Regions from separate parts of the Homo sapiens genome. Here region 2 is linked to region 1. A link is a contact called in ENCODE Hi-C or POLR2A ChIA-PET data. All regions are on one chromosome and are shown on one strand. The core of a region is the stretch at or near the end of the contact, and the rest is flanking DNA. Distances in the headings are between cores, read along the strand shown. Region 1 holds the start of SPTLC1 (serine palmitoyltransferase long chain base subunit 1). Region 2 overlaps FAM120A (family with sequence similarity 120 member A).

The links. A loop is a pair of places that touch in the nucleus more often than their neighbours do. ChIA-PET counts read pairs that join two places held with the same protein, here RNA polymerase II (POLR2A). Pooled maps may share reads with other maps.
Region 2: a loop to region 1 is called in a map of B cell, with 7 times the contacts of the local background. The contact joins the enhancer-like site here to the promoter of SPTLC1 in region 1. A Hi-C loop is called at or near these places in 3 of 168 maps with a recorded cell type or tissue (B cell, CD4-positive, alpha-beta T cell and CD8-positive, alpha-beta T cell) and 14 of 50 pooled maps. POLR2A ChIA-PET finds 5 or more read pairs at or near these places in 1 of 52 experiments (OCI-LY7).

The regions. Positions count from the first base shown.
Region 1 is chr9:92,113,880-92,117,424 of GRCh38, forward strand. SPTLC1 (serine palmitoyltransferase long chain base subunit 1) reads right to left here and starts at 1,534. Exons shown (of 15, transcript NM_006415.4): 1 at 1,435-1,534. The coding sequence starts at 1,491. RefSeq lists an enhancer at 2,037-2,096.
Region 2 is chr9:93,565,473-93,569,017 of GRCh38, forward strand. It overlaps FAM120A (family with sequence similarity 120 member A), which reads left to right. Exons shown (of 18, transcript NM_014612.5): 18 at 1-640. Among named protein-coding and RNA genes, the nearest start is that of PHF2, 9.3 kb to the right of the region's middle. RefSeq lists a silencer at 941-1,360. Within about 2 kb of position 1,584, at least 20 of the 41 ENCODE cell types and tissues checked have a DNase peak (open chromatin) inside an H3K27ac peak, as active enhancers do; they include B cell, where a contact is called at or near this core.

The DNA of each region.
Region 1 (3,545 bases), core at 284-2,783:
CTTCTGCCTATTTGTTCACCGCACTATCCCTAGCATCTAGATCTGTGTGGTCCAATGTGGACAGTCACTAAGTTACACGTGGCTATTTAAGTTAAATTAAAAATTCAGTTGCAGCTGGGTGTGGTAGCTCATGCCTGTAATCCCAGCACTTTGGGAGGCCAAAGCAGGAGGATTACTTGAGGCCAGGAGTTCGAGGCCAGGCTGGGCAACACAGCAAGCCCCCGTCTCTATTAAAAAAAAAAAAAGATTAGTTGGGCATGGTGGTATGTGGTCCCAGCTACTCGGGAGTCTGAGGTGGGAGGATCGCTTGAGTCTGGGAGGTCAACGCAGCAGTGAGCTGATCGCACCACTGCACTCTAGCCTGGGCGACAGAGTGAAACCCTGTCTTTAAAAAATAAAATAAAATAAAATAAGTTCTTCAGTGCCCAATGAATAGCTCTGCAAGACAGCACGGGGACTCTCAGTTATTAAATGAATGAACACTAAGATTGACATTCTGGTTTCTTATTATCTTATGTATCTGAAATAACTAGGCTTCAAAAAACTCTTAACTATTCTTCCTTTAAAAGTCTACGGCCAGGTGCAGTGGCTCAAGCCTATAATCCCAGCACTTTGGGAGGCCAAGGCGGGCGGATCACCTGAGGTCGGGAGTTCGAGACCAGCCTGACCAACATGCAGAAACCCCGTCTCTAATAAAAATACAAAATTGGCCGGGCATGGTGGCACATGCCTGTAATCTCAGCTACCTGGGAAGCTGAGGCAGGAGAATCGCTTAAACCCGGGAGGCGGAGGTTGTAGTGAGCCGAGATCACGCCCTTGCACTCCAGCTTGAGCAACAAGTGCGAAACACCGTCTCAAAAAAAAAAAACAAAAATAAATAAATAAAAATCGACTAAACTAGTTGTATCTTTATAAGACAGAAAACTGATGTACGCAGAAGAATGACAAACTATTTTTTATTCACAAATCCTAAGTCACTTGATTTCTTTTCGACAAAAACAAACTCCAATTTATTACAATTTTATTCCCCAACGAACTGTACCGTAGTTCCAAAGAGCTGACTTCCTTAGGACCTTCCCAGACGAAGGTGTTCCACTCATTTTCACCACTCCGTTTTATCGTCCGTCTAAACTCTGGTTTTTGCAGACCTGTCTCCTGCGTCCCCTTACACGTGTTCCTTTCCGGAGCTTCCAGGGGACCCGGAGCATAAGAATTCAAACCGAGACCCTCAGTCCCAGCCCCCGCCCCCGCCCGTTCCTCCCTACACTCAACCGCTGGGACTAGAAGCTCCCGGCAGTCCTTCCAGCAAGAGGCACCGAGTCTGGGCGTGACCGAGCCAGTCCCGCCGAGGTCTCAGGCCACAAATCCACACGCGTCCTCCCACCCTCCCCGGGCCCGGGTGTGGTCGCGGACCGCTAATGGCGCGGAGCCCACCTCGTAAAGCGCCTGTACCATCTCCACCAGAACCCACTGCTCCGTGGCGGTCGCCATAGTTAGCCGCTTCCTTCCGGAAGGCGGGTCACAAGCGCGTCCCAAAAGTGCGCGTCGCTGCTCAGTGTCGTTATCACCTCCGCAGAGGGCGGGGCGGCGGAGCGCTGGGCACCGCCTACTCGCACTTGCGCACTGGTTGACAGGAGGCTGGACGGGGTCAGGTGGGATGCCGCAGTTTTTCCAAGAATTGTTTACCTTGTGTCCTATTACCCTCCCTGCTGGATTCAGGATGGAGAAAGTAGTAATGAACGGGCCTTACACTTGGTCATCAGCTGGGCGCAGAGAGTTAAAATGATTGCAATACGTTTACTTTATTTTTTTTTTTTTGAGACGGAGTTTCGCTTTTGTTGCCCAGGCTGTAGTGCAATGGCGTGATCTCGGTTCACCGCAACCTCCGCCTCCCGGGTTCAAGCGATTCTCCTGCCCCAGCCTCCCGAGTAGCCGGGATTACAGGCGTGGGCTACCACGCCTGGCTAATTTTGTATTTTTAGTAGAGACGGGGTTTCTCCATGTTGGTCAGGCTGGTCTCAAACTCCTGACCTCAGGTGATCCGCCTGCCTCGGCCTCCCAAAGTGCTGGGATTAGAGGCGTGAGCCACCGCGCCTGGCCAATACGTTTACGTTTAGTAGCATAAGTAATCCAGCAATGCATTATCATTAAGAAATGCATAATTATACACAAAAATAGCCAACCCATATAGCACTTCCTGTTTTGTCAGACATAGGCCAAGGCTTTGCAGGTATTAAATCATATAGCAGTTTGGTAAAGAACCTTTTAGAGCCTTCCAATGCATATGCAAACAGTATGCACGCGCACATACTTAATTGGATTGGATTTCTTAAATATAATTGAGATCATAGGGACAAGACTTTTCTACAACTTTTTTTAAATTTTTTTTCTAGCATTTTTTTCCTAATATATCTCATATTTAATGGCTGAAGACTTCCATGGAATAATTTATGTATATTCATCGTTCCATTTTATGTAAACGTTTCCCTATTGGTGAATACTTATGTTGTTCCCACCTTTCCCCTATTACAAATAATGCTGCCATAACTGTCGATGTTCCTTGTGTGTATATCTTTCTGTGCATGTTGGAGTTTTTCTGACCAGTTTTTTCAACATGGGATATATCTGAAGACTATGCACGTTATTAATTTTGATAAGTACTGCCAAAATGGCTCAACCAATTAAAATAATTTGGAAGTTTTTCTATGCTCTAGTCCATGATGGATATTATCAATCTTTTAAAAAAATTTGCCAGTTTAATGGAGATAAAATGATACCTCACTATCCTTTATTATTGATGCTTCTGGTTACTCATGAGGTTGTGCAGCTTCTTATATGTTTATTGGCATTTATAGACTGTATGAATCGCCAATTCATATTCTTAATCCATTTTTCTATTGGTTATTTTTGCCTTCTTATGGATTTGTAGGAACTCTATACATTCTGAATATCTTATATTTTTCTGTTTCATATGTGAAAAATATTTTTGCTCAGTTGCCGCCTAGTTGTTTCTGCTCTTTCATCATACTTTAATTTTAAATTTTATGTAGTGCTTCAGTCTGTTTTTTGCCTCTGGATCTGCATATTGCTTAGAAAGGCCTTCTTCACCACATCTATGGTTTCCAACCATTCTTGCAGCAGTTTGTTGTTATTTGCAATTAGCTCTTTACTCTGGAAACTATATTTTTGGATAATGAGAGTTAAGGGACTTAATTATGTTTTTTTCTAAAGGAATAACAATTTTTTGAGTGCCATTTATTTGAGTAACCCTGACTTTCCCCAGAATTCTGAAATGGTACCAGTGCTATTGATACAGGAGCCAAAAAGAAATTATTTAGGCAGATAGTGAAGGTAAGAGAGTCCTCAGCAGAGCTTCTTTCTGAACAAAAAGCAACCCCAAAATTATTTCTTTTTTGCAAAGAGCAGCCTGAAAAATTGAGCTACAAACATAGATAAGCAAGCTGGCAGTGCACGGGAGAATGCTGGCAGTTGTGCCGATAGAAAAAGACTACCTGGAAGCCAGGTATGTTCAATATGGAGACTCC
Region 2 (3,545 bases), core at 334-2,833, 1.5 Mb after region 1:
AACTCTGTTTAGTCATTGACTGATCTTGCTCTAACCTTAAAATTTTGTGATTATTGACCTCTGTTGCATTTATTCTAAAGCCCCCCAAAAATTATCTAGCCGTTTCGAATATCAACATTACCCTGGTGTATTCACTGCTGTATGCATTATTGTTCTTTGTTGCTGTTTTATGCCTTCATATTAGCAAATATGAAATTCTGTGAAAAAAAACCCTTTGATCTTAAAAAAAAAAAAACCACCCCCCCCTTCTGTAGCAGGAAACAAATTGCTTGTTCTTGAGAACTTTCCCATCAAGAATTTAGTAGAAGCAGGTATACTTCTATCATTTTGATGTTTTTGTTAATGTTTCCAAACAATGTACTTTGAAATCAGAATCACTTCTTATCGTTTTCATATACTTCTGATGCTCTTCATCACATTAGTGATCAGAAATGAGGTGTAATTCCCCAACCCCTGCCCGCAAGAGCTAAGTAGGATCTTACTGTAAGTTGAAGGGAGTTTTGCCCTAACTCATGGATTGTGCAAGAATGAACTGCTGTTGGGTTTGATTGACTGTCGATGGATTGTGGTGTGGTGTATCTGAAGGCTATTGAATGCAACTTACAATGCTTAATAAAAATCTTTATTCTTTTAGTATAAAGTATGGCGTGGCTTTTAAATTCACTTGTAAAAGCTAATTTTATAGAGGTTTAATTCAAATCGAAACAACTACTGAAAAGATCAGAAAACCAAAGTTGAAAAATATTTTACCTTTTCAAAGTAATTCCAGGTTTCCGGCTTAGAGGGACATTAATATATGATTAATTTGTTTGATAGCTCAGTTTCAAGCAACCAAGGGGATAAAAAAATTCTGTTTGATAAAGCAGACTTACAGAAGAGGTTTTTTTAAGCCCTGAGGAAGCAATAAATTTGACTCCACCACGTTTTAAAAGCTGGATGTTACAAGTATAGTCCGTTTTTCATGCCATCCTTTTGACTGAAGGCTCTTCTCTGCAGCCTGATATGAGGTCCCCGTACCCAGGTCCGCCGAGCGCCTGGAGAAAGCGCCCCGTGCTGCCCTCTAGCGGGGGATGGTGGGCTAACGGCGCCGGAGGCGGCCAGGAGAGCTGCGGCGATCCCGCTCCAGGGAGGGGCTGGCGCTCGCCCGGGGGCGCGTTTCCTTCCTGTGGAAGGGCGGGGCGGGGCCTTGCGTGGCGCTTCCCCGTCCGCCACCGCGCAGGTCCCGGTGCGCGCGCAGCCCGCGAGGCGGGGCCGTGTCAGTGAGGCCTACTCCCAGCTTTTTCCTCCCGGAGGCTGAGACTGCGCCGTTGAAGCCGGTTCTCTGTGCGGGGCCGGCGCCGGGCCCAGCAAAGACCCGAGTGCCCCGAGAGAGACCGAGCAGACCCTGGGAGCCCGAGTCCCAGCAAGGCCCGAGCCGAGCCAGTTTCTCCAACTAGCAGCCTGAGAGCGCTCTTGGTCCTGGCTGTTCAGACCCCAGACGAATTTACCCCTTCTTTTTATGGGGTGGGCCTTCAGAGTTTGAAGGAAGTGAAGCTAGCCTCGCTCACTCCAGGGCCTCTTCCCACCCTGACTCGCCGGTTCCTGACGGTGGCCCGCTGTTCCGGGGCCACGGCTGAGTCCCTCTGCGCCAGCCTCCCGGTGGCGGGCCAGCCAGCCCCTTCTCTGTGCTGTGAGAAGATGGGGGCGCCCGGACGCTCCATCTTTCAAAAACACCATTCCACTGAGGACCCTGCCTGTGACGGGAACCAGTCTAACCCACTCTGGATCGCACGTGCCTGGCAGAGGGACAGCGTTGTGGAGGAACACTTTCCAGGCCCACCAGCTTCCACCATCCATTGCTAGGCAGTACCTCTCCCACCGTGACAACCACGCGCTTTTCTTCCCTCTCTCAAGGGGCAGGCCCACGCCACTTGAGAATAGCAAACTGACAGGGAGAGCCCTCTGGCTTTAAGAGGGGAGAGGGACAGGTTTCTGAACAGTACAGTCTCAGCAGCAGGAGCGCGCGCATGTCAAGGGTCCCTCTCTGCTCCCTGACAAGCAGGTGCTCCTTCTTTCCGGTGGTTCTCATCTCTTAGTTGCAATTGCTGTAGGTGAGAGAGCAGCACAGCTTGCTTTAGGTCACTCTCAGCAGGGACTGGGCTGGAACCCAACCCTTAGCTCCAAGTTGGGTCTGTCCACCCGCTCCTGAAGCTCCAGTAGGTGCAGGCGTGGGCATTAAGGAGAGAGGAAGGGAGAGGGTGCTGGGGCTCCGGCGACCCTGTGGCTGGAACAAGGAGGCCAAGGACATCCCTCCTTGCTGGAGCCATGCTGGCCACTCCTTCCACACCACCAGAATTGCAGAGGAAGGCCCAAGGGCGATGCTGTCATGGGCCCAGGGGTCAGTGGCTGTGGGTGGCACTGGTGCGGGCTGGACTGAATGGTGATGCTGGTGTTTCTCCTTCCTGGCAGCATGATATCCTGGGGCAAGTCGTATGTTCTGCTGCCTGGCCATTTATCCTCTTCCTTTTCAAAAAAATAGGTTTTACTGATTTTTTTTTCTTGTTTCAAAAGCAATATGTGTTTATTGTGGTAAGTTTAAGAAATACTGGCTAGATACACAAAAAGGAAAAGAAGTCCTCGGTAATTCCCCCATCCTGAGACACCTGTTTTTAACATTTGGTCTCTCTCCTTCTATACAATATATAGATTTTTTTCTTATACAAAAAAAATCATGTTAATATTTTGTAACATTTTCCCAACTTAGCATCATTTGATGATTGCCTTTCCCTACCATTCCATATTCTGCCATAGTTCCACAGACTCCACGGTGGGGCTGCATCGTAACGTATTCAGTCTTTCCCCACCAGCATGGTTGGACATTACCTTGTTCTGCAAGCACTTGCGGAGAGTCCGTGTCAGGCCCAGCCCTAGGCCCCATGGGACAGAAGATGTCAAGGCCCCTGCCTTTCTGGCATTTACATTTGAGTAGGGGGACAACATACATGTGTACAAATAAGAATATTTCAAGCAAGAAAATGAGAAAAGATGGGGAGATGGGTGGCATGGGCAAGTGATGCAGCCATGAGTGGAGGCTATCTGGGAATACAGGTCTGGGCCAGGAGCAGCGGATGGAGCACCCAGCCAAGGGGAATCCATGGAGAGCGGAGAAGCCCATGGCCACCCCGAGGACAGGGCTTGCTGTATCCTCCAGTGCTGTGGTCTGTTGAAGGCTTTGAGGCAGGACGGGTTGTGCTTGGATGCCCAGTGGGCTCCAGGTATCCATGCTACCCTGTAGGTGAGTCTTGTGAGGACCAGTGTCATTATTCCTGGTTAGCATTTCATCAGAAGAATCTCCCAGTGGGGAAGGGTGGGGGAAGGGTGGGGGAAGGGTGAGGGAAGGGAGTCTTTTGGTGCTCCTGCTGATTTAGCTCCGGAACGCTGCTTGGTATCCAGGGTCCAGGAGCTCTTTGTCTGTACTAGCCTGGCTGCTGGGCACAGTCAAGGCACTGGTGTTTGCCAATTTGACAGGTTAAAAAATGGGTTTTTATTTGCATGACTTTGATTTC